Linked DNA regions of Homo sapiens: region 1 is linked to region 2. A link is an interaction called in ENCODE POLR2A ChIA-PET data of the cell type or tissue named here. Cell type or tissue: HepG2. All regions are shown on one strand. Links, peaks and the distances in the headings refer to the core of each region. The heading gives the core; the rest is flanking DNA.

The links. ChIA-PET counts read pairs that join two places held together with the same protein. Peaks named below come from ENCODE experiments on the same cell type or tissue, not always from the same donor. Only the 100,000 strongest peaks of a DNase experiment are listed, where the experiment ranks them.
Region 1: POLR2A ChIA-PET joins it to region 2 with 5 read pairs; 1 of 35 experiments calls an interaction of 5 or more read pairs at or near these places.

What each region holds. Positions count from the first base shown.
Region 1 is chr6:17,710,726-17,718,948 of GRCh38, forward strand. NUP153-AS1 (NUP153 antisense RNA 1) reads left to right here. Exons shown (of 3, transcript NR_134618.1): 3 at 64-302. Among named protein-coding and RNA genes, the nearest start is that of NUP153-AS1, 7.8 kb to the left of the region's middle. In HepG2, for the core only: no CTCF peak of the experiment used is centred there; DNase peaks (open chromatin) are centred at 2,036 and 3,656; H3K4me3 peaks cover 2,021 bases.
Region 2 is chr6:17,307,732-17,315,954 of GRCh38, forward strand. No RefSeq gene overlaps it. Among named protein-coding and RNA genes, the nearest start is that of RBM24, 30 kb to the left of the region's middle. RefSeq lists enhancers at 3,579-4,778, 4,155-4,299 and a cis regulatory region at 4,222-4,232. In HepG2, for the core only: no CTCF peak of the experiment used is centred there; a DNase peak (open chromatin) is centred at 4,310; H3K4me3 peaks cover 1,306 bases.

The DNA of each region.
Region 1 (8,223 bases), core at 1,187-6,186, 400 kb after region 2:
CATAATGATAAGTGGCTGTTTCTGGTTTATGTATTTACTATACCTTTTTTTTTTTTTTAACAGGCACTCCTTGCCATTTCCTGTTGCTACCATACTTTATTATTTTAAAGTGTATTCCTGGTCAGGCATGTGGCTCACACCCATAATCTCAGCACTTTGGGAAGCCAAGGCAGGAGGATCACTTGAGGCCAGGAGATTGAAACCAGCCTGGGCAACATAACGAGACCCCTTCTCTACAAAGAAATGAAAAAATTAGTTGAGCTTAGTGGTGTGCACCTGTAGTCCCAGCTACTAGGGAGGCTGAGGCAGGAGGATCACTTGAGCCCAGGAGTCTAAGGCTGCAGCGAGCTATGATCTCACCACTGCAGTCCAGCCTAGGTAACAGAGTGAGACCCCATCTCTAAAGAAAAAAATAAAGAAAATGAAGCTATTGGGTTTATTTATTATTTATTTATTTATTTATTGCCTGTTTGCTTGTATTTTAGGGAAAGAAGGGCCACACAACGGAAAGATATTTAAGGATGTAAATCATTGTATTCTCATTAACTTACTGTGTTCTCTCTCTATTGGGAATAAAGTAATATTTAAGACTAAATTAACTAATATGAGCAAATTTTGATTAACTACATATATCACTTGATTCCAACATGCCATATATTTCCTCTTCCTGACTACATGTATCAATGTATACTAGACTTTGGTATATATGTGTTTATGTACATTACATTATAGTTTAAGGCATATTTTAAATTCAATCTTGAATGGAAACTCAGTTTTATTGGATGAAATAATAACCAAATTTAGGAAGGCAATCCCATCCTAACATTTAAGACAGTTAATGAATTAACTGAGATTAATTCATTAAAACACAAATATTTATTGAGATATTTATGTGTTGGTTTCTAGTCTTGGCATTTAGTATGTCAGTATACAAAACTGTAAAACAATCTCTGTCTACATATTATGCTACACTTTACCATTTTATTGAGTTATACTAAAGTTTACTATTTTATAATCTATTAATCATTAGCACTTAACACTGATAATTCACCTTAAAAATGCTACACTCAAGCCAGGCACAGTGGCTCACACCAGTAATCCAGCAGTTTGGGAGGCCAAGATGTGCGGATCACCCGAGGTCAGGAGTTTGAGACCAGCCTGGCCAACGTGGCAAAACCCCGTCTCTACTAAAAAAATTAAAAAATTAGCCGAGTGTGGTGGCACATGCCTGTAATCCCAGCTACTTGGGAGGCTGAGACAGAAGAATCGCTTGAACTTGGGAGGCAGAGGTTGCAGTGAGCCGAGATCATGCTACGGTACTGCAGCCTGGGCAACTGAGCCAGACTCTGTCTCAAAAAAAAAAAAAAAAACCTACACGTAAATTCTAAACACATGCTGTTGAATCTATCTCATACAAGAAATCAGGGGCGGGCACGGTGGCTCATGCCTGTAATCTCAGCACTTTGGGAGGCCAAGGCAGGCGGATCACGAGGTCAGGAGATCAAGACCATCCTGGCTAACATGGTGAAACCACCGTCTCTACTAAAAATACAAAAAAAAAAAATTAGCCGGGCGCGGTGGTGGGCGCCTGTAATCCCAGCTACTCGGGAGGCTGAGGCAGGAGAATGGCATGAACCTGGGAGGCGGAGCTTTCAGTGAGCGGAGATCATGCCACTGCACTCCAGCCTGGGCGACAGAGCGAGACTCCATCTCAAAAAAAAAGAAAAAAGAAAAAAAAGAAATCAATTGGTTTAGTTTTATTTATTAACATAATTCATCAGTTACATTACGAAACTGGACTTATTAAGGTTGCAGTCTGTAAAACTATAACCTTTGCAAACCTTAGTTTGCTAATACTAAGCTTCTTTATTTTTTAAAAGCATTTGTAGAGAATGCTCAAGTTTATCAGACCCTAACTTATTAAGGCATTCCTTTTCAAAAGCATGCAAACCAGTTAACATGCAAACAACCCTCACATACATATCACCCCACCACCATCAGACAAGCATGAACTACCCAGTTTAAACAAACAGTGACTTTTGGCCTCTTGCTGCTACTCTGACCAGCAAGCACCAGCTGCAGCCCCCGGGAGCTTGTTAGAATAAAGCAGCTCTGCCCATCCCAAGCCAACACAATCAGAATCTACATTTTAACAAGATCACCAGGTGAACTGTATTACATTCTAGGAGCATTGTTTCAAAACCATGCCACCAGAAGTTATTAATCTGAAGTTAGATTAACTTTGAAGGCAAGACAATGAGGTACCTGAAGTTCCCGTAAAGAGCAGGCTTAGGAACTTCTGTTCCTTACTAATCTACAACAATCAACAATTTAAGAATTGATGAACCAACAGCTTATACAACATGTAGTTTTTTTTCCTCTTCTTTATCATTCTGTACCTTTCTCCTTTACCACAAAGTGAGCAGAAATGGAATGAACCATTTTTTAATTATTCTTTCATTAACTTTTTTTTTCCAAAGGAAAAAGGTAATCTAGCAGAAGTTATTAACATCTGAAATGTTAAGGGTCTAAAACTGAGCATTAGTTATGAAATATACTTAAGCATAGATATTTCAAGAACCCCTTGCTAATTCCCATGTATCCTTTTCTTATACAAATTTTCTTTTAGTCACTGCTGGTTGTTTGGTTGGTTGCAAAAGAAAAAGAAAAATTTTATTTTAGAACTAATTCATGAAAAAAAAAAATGGATGTAAAGTAAACCCTAATCCAAGAAGCTATGAGCAGAGATAAATTCCTAAAAGAAATATCAGGCTACTTTCTTAGAATTGCGATGACTTTTCTCATTCCGTTGTAGTCACAAAATCATTTTTAAGGTAGAAAAGCAAGCGGGCACTCTAGGAGGGAATATTCTTAGGCTTGGATTGGCATCTAATATATCTGGAATGCTAGATGAGAATTCAGGCAACTTGGAATAAACTGTAATTTTTCTAAACTGTAAAGGCAGGAATGGTAGCAGCTTTCTACTTGACAAATCATAAAAACAATTAGATTACCTACCTCTAGTAGCTTGACCTCTTTTTTTTTTTTTTTTTTTCAGACGGAGTCTGCCTCTGTCGTCCAGGCTGGAGTGCTGGAGTGCAGTGGCACGATCTCGGCTCACTGCAAGCTCCGCCTCCCGGGTTCACGCCATTCTTCTGCCTCAGCCTCCCGAGTAGCTGGGACTACAGGTGCCCGCCACTATGGCTGGCTAATTTTTTGTATTTTTTTTTTTTTAGTAGAGACGGGGTTTCACTGTGTTAGCCAGGATGGTCTCGATCTCCTGACCTCGTGATCCGCCTGCCTTGGCCTCCCAGAGTGCTGGGATTACAGGCGTGAGCCACCGTGCCCGGCCATAGCTTGACCTCTTAAATAGCTGCTATGAAGCTAAGACAATAATTGGACATAGTATTTTCTCCAAACATTACTTCTGGAAAAGTTCAATTTGATAACAATAATGGATATGTTAGTCTAAAAGTTTCCAGAAGAAGTCATCACAACATGCCTATTGTTCTTAACTCCTGCAATAGAGAAGGCCTAAAAAGCTGTGCAATACAAAAGGTGAAAAATCATATTTAAAAACTTACATACATCACCCCTTGTGTAGGCCAAATAGAAGCATGTTTGCTCATGTGAACAGTTAAACATCAAGGGCAGATAATGAGGTCACTGAAGTTCCTGTAAAGAGCAGGCTTAGGAATTTCTGTTCCTTGCTCATCTACAACAACCAACAATTTAAGTAAGAATTGATGAGCCAGCAGCTTATTGATCATGTAGATTTTTTTTTTCCTTTTACCATTCAGTAACTTTCACTTTTACCACAAAGTGAGCAGAAATGAGATGAACCATTTTTTAATTGTTATTTTCATTAGCTTCTATTTCCAAAGGAAGCTAGGCTACTAGCTGAAATGAAAATCTGGATTTAGCACATCCTTATTCTGTATCATCACAGGTAGCAGAGTTGATTTAACAGAGCAATTACACAAGCATAATGGTTAGTTAAGATGATTTTAAGCCAATATCTATAATCCATGGCCAGTGGCCTCAATGTAGCTTACCTTGTTTGGATCCATTATAATGACAGTAGGATATCATGAGCTACCAAAAGTAGGCTTCTTTAAAACCAAAAAAAAAAAAAAAAAAAAAAACCCAATAAAAAGAACTCTTCAAATATTCTCCAAAGCAAAGATGAGTGAGGTTATATCATTCTACATTTAGTATTAAAAAGGCAGTATCACCAAACAAATTGAAGGCAACTTTGCAGACGTTGAGCAAAACCTACTTAAACAACCACCCCCAACTACAGAAAACTCTCCCCCTCTCCCCATGAAGGTGTAGCTTCCACTATGTACCCATACAATGTGTAGAATAAAAGCATCAAAGCAGACCATAGGCCTCCAAGAAGGCCACAACCAAGCAACAAAGAGCATCAACTAGCCACAGTTAAACCCAAGCCATAACTTAAATGCTTTCAATTAGTAACAGTTACATTTTCTTTTTCACTTGTTTGGTCATAAAATCTTGCCCCTTCAATGAGTCAGCAGTGACTCATAAGCACTTCCTACAAGAAGCACCCGCTTTTAGGCCCATCCCTTCCAGCCGAAGTGCTGAGACCCAGGATTGATTTTAGCTTCATCCTTGCTGATGCTTGAGTTTAATCACTTGTCTCTCTCATACTGGATATCCATGTTGGCCAGCAGTTACTCTGCAAAGTAGTGGTCTGCTGCTGTGCAGTGAGGAGGCAAATCCACAAAGGGGCACCAGGAGTAGTAGACAATTGGGAAGGAAATGCCATTTTTCTCTCTTCGCTCTTGTCCACTATAGCTCTGCCTCTTTGACTCCTCATCATAAGGTCCCAGCCTTTACAACTATGCCTCCTCCTGTACCAGCAGAGTCTCCTCTCAAGGTTTGGTTTTGGTTTACAAACAAAGAGGAACTGACTTTTTGCCTACACCACTAACTTTAGAACACGGTCCTTTGAAAAGTATCCAAAACTGAGGTCGGGAGTTCGAGACCAGCCAGACCAACATGGAGAAACCTCGTCTCTGCTAAAAATACCAAATTAGCCGGGTGTGGTGGCATATGCCTGTAATCACAGCTACTCGGGAGGTTGAGGCAGGAGAATTCCTTGAACCCAGGAGGCGGAGGTTGTGGTAAGCTGAGATCGCACCAATTGCACTCCAACCTGGGCAAAAAGAGCAAAACTCTGTCTCAAAAAAAAAAAGAAAATCCAAAACTGAGATGGAGGGGAAAAAACGCGACAGTTCTGAGAAGCTTTCTGCCTTAATTTCTTTCTTTCTTTCTTTCTTCTTTATTATTATTATTATTTTTTTTTGAGATCGTGTCTTGCTCTGTTGCCCGGGCTAGAGTGCAGTGGTGAGATCTCCGCTCACTGCAACCTCCGCCTCCATAGTTCAAGTGATTCTCCTGCCTCAGCCTCCCAAGTAGCTGGGACTACAGGCACCTGCCACCAAACCCGGCTAATTTTTATATTTTTTAGTAGGAATTGGGATATCCTAATTTCAAGTTAATGAAAAGAACAAGAAAAGTGCAGTGGTTAGTTTTACATGAGATCCAAACAAAACAGGTCAGATCACTTGTTTCAATTTCTCCAGCAATTTTCCACTGAAAACTTCCTATATATGGAAGGAATATAGAAAAAGAAAAGAGGAAATGTTTAAGGAGTGATGTCAGACAAAAGAGAAGGAGGCTGAGACGAGCAAGCAGGGAGGGCAAATTTTAAATTCTGGCAAATAGTCACTGCTAGACATGTCTGAAAATACCATCAAAAATTCTGCCAGGTTCACGGCCAACCTGAACTCACCCTTGGTGTATTTTCCCTCTATAAGGCAGTCTTTTGGGTCCAGATTGGCTCCTTGTTGACCTAAATTCAAAAGCTGTAAAAAAACGAACAAAGGATGAGTGATACCTTGCAGAAATGGTGTTACCGAAACCCAGAGTGTCACTTACTGGCGTCATAAATAATGAAGGACTAATAAATAATACATGGAAAAGAAAAGACCCTCGTCATTGTCACTTCATGTTTTCCTCACATTTTGTATCCATAAAGCCAGGCACAAATTGAATGAATATTTATTGAAAGGATGAATGGACATTTATAGGAGGTTTCACAATTCCTTATTTCCCTCAACAACTTTTATGTTATGCAAATGTTTTCTGTGTTTGAAAAAAAATACTTTAAAATGAAACTTGTTAAAACAATCTTTTATTGCTAGAACACTTGAAATCTCCCTTTTGCTTTTAAACACAATTTACCTGAGACCATGTACTATTTGCAGTATCAGAGGTAAACAGAAAAATCACTTTTTTTTTTTTTTTGAGACGGAGTCTCGCTCTGTCGCCCAGGCTAGAGTGCAGTGGCGCGATCTCAGCTCACTGCAAACTCCGCCTTCCGGGTTCACGCCATTCTCCTGCCTCAGCCTCCCGAGTAGTTGGAACTACAGGTGCCCGCCACCATGCCCGGCTAATTTTTTGTATTTTTAGTAGAGACAGGGTTTCACCGTGTTAGCCAGGATGGTCTCGATCTCCTGACCTAGTGATCCACCCTCATTGGCCTCCCAAAGTGCTGGGATTACAGGCGTGAGCCACCGCGCCTGGCCTCAGAAAAATCACTTTTATGGACTCAGATCAAGATGGTGCTTTCTCTGGGGGATTATGCCAAAATAGGAATGTGACCTGAAGGGAGAAGGAAGTGCACTTTAAAAACAGACCTTCGGCCGGACGCGGTGGCTCACGCCTGTAATCCCAGAACTTTGGGAGGCTGAGGCGGGTGGATCACGAGGTCAAGAGATCAAGACCATCCTGGCCAACATGGTGAAACCCCATCTCTACTAAAAATACAAAAATTAGCTGGGCATGGTGGCACGTGCCTGTAGTCCCAGCTACTTGGGAGGCTGAGGCAGGAGAATCGCTCGAACCTGAGAGGCGGAGGTTGCCATGAGCTAAGATCACACCACTGCACTCCAGCCTGGCGACAGAGTGAGACTCTGTCTCAAAAAAAAAAAAAAAAAAAAAAAAAAAACCACAAAAAAACAGGCACTTTAGAAGGCTGAGGTGGGAAGATTACATGAGGCCAGGAGTTTTAGATTAGACTGGGCAATGGTGCAAGACCCCCATCTCTCCAAAAACAGTTTTTAAATAGCCGGGTGTGTTGGCATGCACCTGTCATACTAGCTACTCAGGAGGCTGAGGAGGGAGAATCACTTGAACCCAGGAGTTTGAGGCTGCAGTGAGCTATGATCATGCCACTGTACTCCTGCCTGGGTGACAGAGTGAGATCCTGTCTCTAATAAATACATACATACAGAATGACAGACTTTCGGGAATAGCATTCAACAGCTATAGAAGACCATGTATTCTGCAGATGGTAACATGATAATGGGATGTGTCCTGCCATTTAGGGACAAGTGGAAGTGGTCATACTCTTTTTTTTTTTTTTTTTGAGATGGAGTCTCGCTCTTGTCACCCAGGCTGGAGTGCAATGGTACGATCTCAGCTCACTGCAACCTCCACCTCCCGGGTTCAAGCGATTCTCCTGCCTCAGCCTCCTGAGTAGCTGGGATTACAGGTGTCCACCACCATGCTCGGCTAATTTTTGTACTTTTAGTAGAGATGGGGTTTCACCATGTTGCCAGGATGGTCTCCAACACCTGACCTCAGGTGATCCGCCCGCCTTGGGCTCCCAAAATGCTGGGATTACAGGCATGAGCCACTGTGCCCCACCAGAAGTGTTCGTACTTATAAGTATTTTGAGTAAATACATATGCAGATAAATTTCCTTTTGGAAATATTTGTTGCTTAGGATTTTAAATGATTTGCAGATTAAAAGCTTCAGATTAGCTGTCATGGTTTCCCCTCCTCAACTTGGTGGGCTTGGAGTCAGGACTTTCAATTTAAAGAACGTGAGTACAATTTAGTGATTCTTTAGCAGAGAATGCTATTTATTTATTTATTGAGATAGTGTCTTGCTCTGTCATCCAGGCTGGAGTGCAGTGGTGCAGTCTTGGCTCACTGCAACCTCCACTGCCCAGTTTCAAGCGATTCTCCTGCCTCAGCTTCCCAAGTAGCTGGGACCATGGGCGTGCACCATTGCACCCGGCCAATTTTTGTATTTTTAGTAGAGATGGGTTTTCGTCATGTTGGCCAGGCTGTTCTCGAGCTCCTGTCTCAAGTGCTCCACCTGCCTCGGCCTCCCAAAGTGCTGGG
Region 2 (8,223 bases), core at 1,326-6,325:
AACTCCGTCTCAAAAAAACAAAAAAAGATAAACTGGTGTCATATTTGAGATCCTCCGATTCCAGAAGTTTGTAATCTGAGTTGGCTCAGACCTTCATAGCCCTGGGGCAGACAAATGATACAGGGAGTACAGTCTACAGGTTAAAATTTTAAAATGAAAATTGCTATAATTTTTCGTTTCTAGAATCATGCTTTGTCTTTTTGTTGTAATAGTGTTCTCCCTTCCTGTTCTAATACAAAGATATCAATACTAAAATCTAACCTTTACTGGGCACTGCTGGGCATTTCCTCTGTATAAAAAGCTCAGTACACATTGCTGGGATTTTGCTTCTGTGGAATAGCCAGTCTGCGACTCCTAACACGTCCTTGATGTTCTTAATTTTTACTAGGTCTTTGAATAACTGACTTTTTCAAATCTCTATTAGAATAAAGTAGGAGTAACTAAAATGGTGGAAGCTGGTTTTTGGTTTTTTTTTTTTTTTTTTTTTTTTTGAGACAGAGTCTTGTTCTGTCCCCCAGGCTGGAGTGCAGTGGCACAATCTCAGCTCACTGCAAGCTCCGCCTCGTGGGTTCATGGCATTCTTCTGCCTCAGCCTCCCAAGTAGCTGGGACTACAGACACCCGCCACCACGCCCGGCTAATTTTTTTTTTTTTTTTTTGTATTTTTAGTAGAGACGGGGTTTCACTTTGTTAGGCAGGATGGTCTCGATCTCCTGACCTCGTGATCCGCCCGCCTCAGCCTCCCAAAGTACTGGGATTACAGCCGTGAGCCACTGCACCCAGCTGAAGCTGGTTTCTTAAAATTAACATTTTCACTATTTTATAGATCACTTATCTTTCTTATAATCATCCCAGAGGAATTATTTGCAATGGTAATGGTAAAATTTTAATCATTTTCATGAACTCAGGTCGAGTGAGATGCACCCAGTATATGTTTATAGATTCTTCTTTTTTCAGACATAGAAGAGATGTTAGTTAACACTGATATGGATGCAAGCATAAAAACTGTAGAAAGGCTACAGGAACATGCAAGTGCATCAGAGAGTGAGGCAAGATATTCGCTAAAGGCGGCAAAATAAAAATAGCATGCAACATGGTATAAAGAATCATAAATTTAAGCAAAGAGAAGCATTGAACTATGTAACTGTTCCAGTTACTTACTGAGGTATCATAAACCACCCCCAAACTTGGTAGTGTAAAAATAAAAACAGGCTGGGCATGGTGGTTCACGCCTGTAATCCCAGCACTTTGGGAGGCCGAGGCAGGTGGATGACTTGAGGTCAGGAGTTTGAGACCAGCCTGGCCAACGTGGCAAAATCCCGTCTCTACTGAAAATACAAAAAGTAGTGGGGCGTGGTGGCACATGCCTGTAATTCCAACTACTCAGGAGGCTAAGGCAGGAGAATCACTTGAACCCAGGAGGCTGAGGCTGCAGTGAGCTGAGATTGCTCCACTGCACTCCAGCCTGGGCGACAGAGTGAGACTCCATTTCGAAAAAAAATTAAAAATAAATAAATAAAAATAGAAACAGCAATTCTTTTCCTTTTTTTTTTTTTTTTTTTTGAGACGGAGCTTCGCTCTTGCTGCCCAGGCTGGAGTGCAATGGCGCAATCTTGGCTCACTGAAGCCTCCGCCTCCCGAATTCAAACGATTCTCCTGCCTCAGCCTCCCAAGTAGCTAGGATTACAGGTGTGCACCACTACACCCGGCTAATTTTTGTGTTTTTAGTAGAGACGGGGGTTTCACCATGTTGGCCAGGCTGGTCTCGAACTCCTGACCTCAGGTGATCTGCCCACCTTTGCCTCCCAAAGTGCTGGGATTACAAGCATGAGCCACCGCACCCAGTTCTCTTCTCTTCTCTCTGTTCTTCTCTTCTCTCTGTTCTTCTCTTCTTTCGATGGAGTCTCGCTCTGATGCCCAGGCTGGAGTGTAGTGGTGTGATCTCAGCTCACTACAACCTCCACCTCCCAGGTTCAAGTGATTCTCGTGCCTCAGCCTCCCCAGTAGCTGGGAATATAGGACTGTGCCACCAGACCCAGCTAATTTTTTGTATTTTTAGTTGAGACCATATTGGCCAGGCTGGTCTCAAACTCCTGAACTCAGGTGATCCACCCACCTCAGCCTCCCAAAAGTGCTGGGATTACAGGCATGAGCCACGGCGCCTGGCCAGAAACAGCAGTTTTCTTGTGCTTGCTGCCTGTGGATCAGAAATTCAGAAAGGGCATAGTGGGGACAGATCTTCTCTGCTCTTTAGAGTCTACTCTGCAATCAGTGGGATGATTAGAATGGCGGCCTGAACTGCTGGGGCTGGAAGATCACTTCCACAATAGTGTCTCAGCATGGTTGCCCCAGGGCTGTTAGACGACTTTTCACAGAACAGTCCAGAACTCTGAAAGCAAATGTTTCCCATCAACAAGGTGGAGGCTGCACATCCTCTCCGGGCCTGGCCTGAGAAGTTACATAGCATCACTTCCATCACATTCTGTCAATTCCAAGTGAGTCCCAACCCAAACTCAATGGCAGCGACTTTGACCCCACCTTCTGGTAAAAAGAATAAGAGGTATTTGATGTCATCTTAAAACAAAGTTTTAAGATCATCATTAACAGTTTTCCCCCCCAATATAAATTCATTTATCTTTAATGCTTTTTTTCATCCCAATGTCTAATTTATAAAATATAAATTATCTTCCTCTTTCTTTGGCTGTTGCTTATTTGTGAATAATAGGAATTGGTGTGTTAAGTTATGAGTGACAGAGCCCCTGGATGTATCTGCGCAAGAGGTTACTTCTTAGTATCAGACGTATTACAGATTTGTTTTTTTTATTTTGGTTTTTTTTTTTGAGATGGAGTCTTGCTCTGTTGCCCAGGCTGGAGTGCAGTGGTGTGATGTTGGCTCAAGGCAATCTTTGCCTCCCAAATTCAAGTGATTCTCCTGCCTCAGCCTCCCGAGTAGCTGGGATTACAGGTGCCCGCCACCATGCCCAGATAATTTTTGTGTTTTTAGTAGAGACGGGGTTTCACTATCTTGGCCAGGCTGGTCTTGAACTCCTGACCTCAGGTGATCCACCCGCCTCGGCCTCCCAAAGTGCTGGGATTACAGGCGTGAGCCACTGCGCTTGGCCTACAGATTAGCTTTAATAATAAAACAGAAATGCAAATGTGAGTAGGATATGTTAAATAGTTATGATATGTGACTCATCACCCAACTTTTTAGGAGACTGATGCTTTTTCTAAACCTAATAATCAACTTGCCAGATACTAGGATGGGAGTCCAAATTCCTAGAGTTGTGATATACACCAGAGGAAAAATAGCCAGATCTAAGGAGCACAGAGGAAATCCTAACAATACAAGGTAGGAGCCCAGGCTCAGAGGAAGCCAGCAGGCTGTATGATGAGAAGAGCATGGGACTGGGAAGCTAGAGGCTCCAAGTTCAATTCATGCTCCACCAGTATTCATCATTATGTGCTGGGGCAAGTCTATTTCTTCGTCTTAAGTTTCTTCCAAGAGTTTGGGCTAGGTAACCTCAGGAGTCCCTTCCTTCAGTTATAATAACACTACAATTTTAGTTCAAGTCCCTCCTACTACACTCCTATCAGAGGAGCTTTTAAAGTATATATGAAAAGAAGACAGGAAAAATAATTAAACAAGCATTTCTTTGGTAACCTACTTTATCTTACAATAGACCTGGTGCTTTGTGCATTTCAGTGCATTTTTGCATGTAATAAAATGCCTAAATGAAGAAAGACATGAGAAAGAGCTTGAAGAGAAGGTATTTTAATGCAGCCAGGTTACAATCAGGATTTGGGGTCCAGCGAGAGCTTCCCGGCCAACCTGAGGGACATCCAGCAATGATGTCTATCTAGAACAATGACAATAATTGCCAGTGTCCCTCCCCTCCCTTTTCAAGCTCACCTGATACCTCTGCTATTCACTCAGCCTGAGAAAAGGCACTCTGCCTTTGAGCAGCAGCTTGAACGACAGCCACCCTCACATTGCCTTGGGCGAGCACGCACGTGGGCTGCTATACGGAGACATCTGTGCCCGCTGAAGTGAGGCTGAAGAGCTGTGTTGTCTAGGGTGACAGGAGGCCTTGCCTAACAGTGAGCTCCATCAATAATCTATGGCCCTGTGGAGAAAGAACCCTATTAATAAGACATGTTGCTGTTTGGAGAAGACAGAGCCAATGAGGCCCTCGTTCCAGGGAAACAGAATATGCTCAGCATGACGCAGCACTCCCTGAACTTTCCGGTTACATCACCCAATAGCTGAGATCAGAAGCAATTTTAGAAGATACATTCAACATACTAATGCCCTTTCAGCCAGCCTAGTTCAGTAAGGTCAAAGTCTGGTCAAAAACACACTTTGACCTGAGGTTTGCTTGTTTGTTTGTCTTTAAGACTGATCAAGAGCACTGAGTTATTTTCGCACACTGGGCTTGTTATCAGGTCACTGTTTAAGTATAGAAATGTTTATCTGGGTGGTTTTAGATCCAATATGGAAGACTGAAAATCCTCCGAATTCCCAAATATATTTTCCATTCCATTTAAAGCTCACAATCTTCTAGGTCCGCCCAGTTCTTCTTTATGGCAACAGTTAATTATTAATCCTTCCTTACTTTTAGGTTGTAATTTAAGAGTGCATTAATAGATTGCTCACTCGGTATTTTGCCAAAATCATGGCAGGACAAATTCGCTAGTGTATGATGGCTAGAAGCATGAACTTGGAGGCAGACTGACCTGGGACTGGGTCTAGGCTCTACCACTTGCCAGCTGTGTGATCTCAGGAGAGTTACACACCCTCTCTGAGTCTCCATTCCTTCTCTGTCATGGGGGAAATGTCTCATAAAGTATGATAATGTAAAGCATAGAGCAAAGCAAGTAATAAGCATTCAATAAAGAGTAGGTTTTTGTTGTTGTTTTTGAGATGAAGTTTCACTCTTGTCGCCCAGGTGGGAGTGCAATGGCGCGATCCCGGCCCACTGCAACCTCTGCTCCCCAGGTTCAGGCAATTCTCCTGCCTCAGCCTCCCAAGTAGCTGGGATTACAGGCATGTGCCACCATGCCCGGCTAATTTTGTATTTTTAGTAGAGACGGCGTTTCTCCATACTGGTCAGGCTGGTCTCAAACTCCCGACCTCAGGTGATCCACCCACCTCGGCTTCCCAAAGTGCTGGGATTATAGGCGTGAGCCACTGCACCTGGCCACATTGCTTATTAAGTATCTAAGAGAAGATGCCAAGCAGGCAGTTTCATCCACCGGTGTAGAGTTTAGCAGAGATGTCAGGGTCTGAGACAAAACTGTGAGAACTGTTGTAATCATTAAAGCTATTCACCAATTTTTTTTTTTTAAGTTGGAATCTTGCTCTTATTGTCCAGGCTAGAGTGCAGTCGCAAGATGTCAGCTCACTGCAACCTCCGCCTCCAGGTTCAAGCGATTCTCCTGCCTCAGCCTCTCGTGTAGCTGGGATTACAGGTGTGTGCCACCATGCCCAGCTAATTTTTGTATTTTTAGTAGAGACAGGGTTTCGCCATGTTGGTCAAAGTGGTCTCGAACTCCTGACCTCAGGTGATCCACCCACCTCAGCCTCCCAAAGTGCTGCAATTACAGGCATAAGCCACCGCACCTGGCCCACCAATATTTTTAGTTCACTCCTTCCATTATGGTAGGACCCTCTTGTCTACCCCCTTAAAGTTAGGCACAGCCATGTGACTTGCCATAGCCAATGAAATGAAGGTGGAAGGGGCTGTCTCACTTCAGGCAGAATCCTTAAGCTTTAAGAGTATGGGCTGGTCACGGTGGCTTATGCCTGTAATCCCAGCACTTTGGGAGGCCAAGCGGGGGGTGGATCACCTGAGGTCGGGAGTTCGAGACCAGCCTGACCAACATGGAGAAACACCATCTCTACTAAAAATACAAAATTAGCCAGGTGTGGTGGTGGGCGCCTGTAATCCCAACTACTTGGGAGACTGAGGCAGGAGAATCGCTTGAACCCTGGAGGTGGAGGTTGTGGTGAGCTGAGATCATGCCATTGTACTCCAGCCTGGGCAACAAGAGTGAAACTCCGTCTCAAAAAAAAAAAAGGAGTATGATTCTCGGCCAGGCACAGTGGCTCACGCCTGTAATCCCAGCACTTTGGGAGGCCGAGGTGGGTGGATCACAAAGTCAAGAGTTTAACACCAGCCTGGCCAAGATGGTGAAACCCTTTCTCTACTAAAAATGCAAAAAATTAGCCAGTTGTGGGAGCGGGCGCCTGTAATCCCAGCTACTCAGGAGGCTGAGGCAGAAAATTGCTTGAACCAAGGAGGCCAAGGTTGCTAAGACTGCACCACGCACTCCAGCCTGGGCAACAGAACCATACTCTATCTCAAAAAAAAAAAAAAAAAAGAGTATGATTCACCATGTCCCTGAGCGACCATGATGAACAGATACCCCTGTTGATTCATGACGGACATTTTACAGTGAAAGAGAAACATCTTTGTTGTTCTAAATGACTGAGATTTGAGGGTGGTGTGTAGAAAAATCTAGCCTATTGTGTATGAGCCCTAAAGATAGGACAGTATTTAAATGCTTCGAACTGGATGAGATCCCCTTCAGCATGAGTGTTAATGACAATGAGAAGGAACTGAGTCCTTAGCATTTCAGATGTCAACACTGAAAGGTAAGGAAGAAAGGGGAATTCCAGGGAAGGAGATTGCTGTGGAACGAAATGTTTGTGTCCCTGCAAGTTCGTATGCTGACAACCTAATCCCCAATGTGATGGAATTAGGAGGTGGGCCTTTGGGAGGTGATTAGATCACAAGGGTGGACCTCTTATGAATGGGATTAGTGCCCTTATAAAAACAGGCTCCAGAGGCAGGTACGGTGACTCATGTTTGTAATCCCAGCACTTTGGGAAGCTGAGGTAGAAGGATCACTTGAAGCCAGGAGTTCGAGACCAGCCTGGGCAACATAGGGACATTTGTCTCTACAAAAAATAAAATAATTAGCCAGGCGTGGTGGCATGCACCTGTAGTCCCAGCTACTTGGGAGGCTGAAGTAGGTGGATCACTTGAGCTCAGAAGATCCAAGCTGCAGAGAGCTATGATCACGCCACCACACTCTAGCTTGGCAGACAAAGTCTCTGTTTCAAAGAGAGAGACAGAGGCTCCAGAAAGCTGCCTCACGATAGAAGGCTCTGTCTATGAGGAACTGGACACCAAGTCTGCCAATGTCTTGATCTGGGACATCCCAGCCTCCTGTGAGAAATAAACTTCTGTTGCTTCTAAGCTACAAGGCAATTCTCATGCCTCAGCCACCCGAGTAGCTGGGATTACAGGCATGCGCTACCACACCAGGCTAATTTTTGTATTTTTAGTAGAAATGGGGCTTCACCATGTTGGCCATGCATTATGGCATTTTGTTACAGAAGCCCAAACAGACTAAGACAGACACTGAGGAGTCGCTAAGGAAAAGTGAGAGGTCAAGTGAAGAAGTTGCCTCAAGAAGAAGGAAGTAGTCAACTGTGTCAAATGCTACGATAGGCTAAGAAAGATGAGAACGGGGAAATAAACACGGGATTTGGCAATATGGTGTTAGTGTGACTTTGACAAGAAAGATTTTGTGAAGGTATGGGAGCAAAAGTCAGCTTATGTTGGGCTCATGAATGAATGAGATAAAGAGAAAGGAGATGGCAAGCACAGACAAGACAGACAAAGGGAAATTTTCCATTAAGGGAAGCAGGGGGTGGAAGGGATCAAAGGAGCGCAATTTACAATAGATGATTGTAGTGTGTTTATAAAAGAAGAAGAATTAGCCAGTAGAGTGAGAATACTGATGATGCAGGAGTATAGACAACTGCAGGAGCAATGTCCTTGACAGGCAGAGGGGATGATCTAGGTTTCACCTGGAGAGGCTGGAATGTGGGCAGTCATCCAGGTAAGAAGAGAGAAGACAAACTGTAAGGGCACACATGTAGGTAGGTTGGTAGGTATGACTGGGAGGTACAAGTTCTCTTTGATTCATTCATTTATTTTTTCTTTGAAATGGAGTCTTGCTCTATTGCCCAGGCTGGAGTGCAGTGGCACACGGCTTACTGCAACCTCTGCCTCCCGCGTCCAAGCAATTCTCATGCCTCAGCCACCTGAGTAGCTGGGATTACAGGCATGCACTACCACGCCAGGCTAATTTTTGTGTTTTTAGTAGAAATGGGGTTTCACCATGTTGGCCACGCTGGTCTCGAACTCCT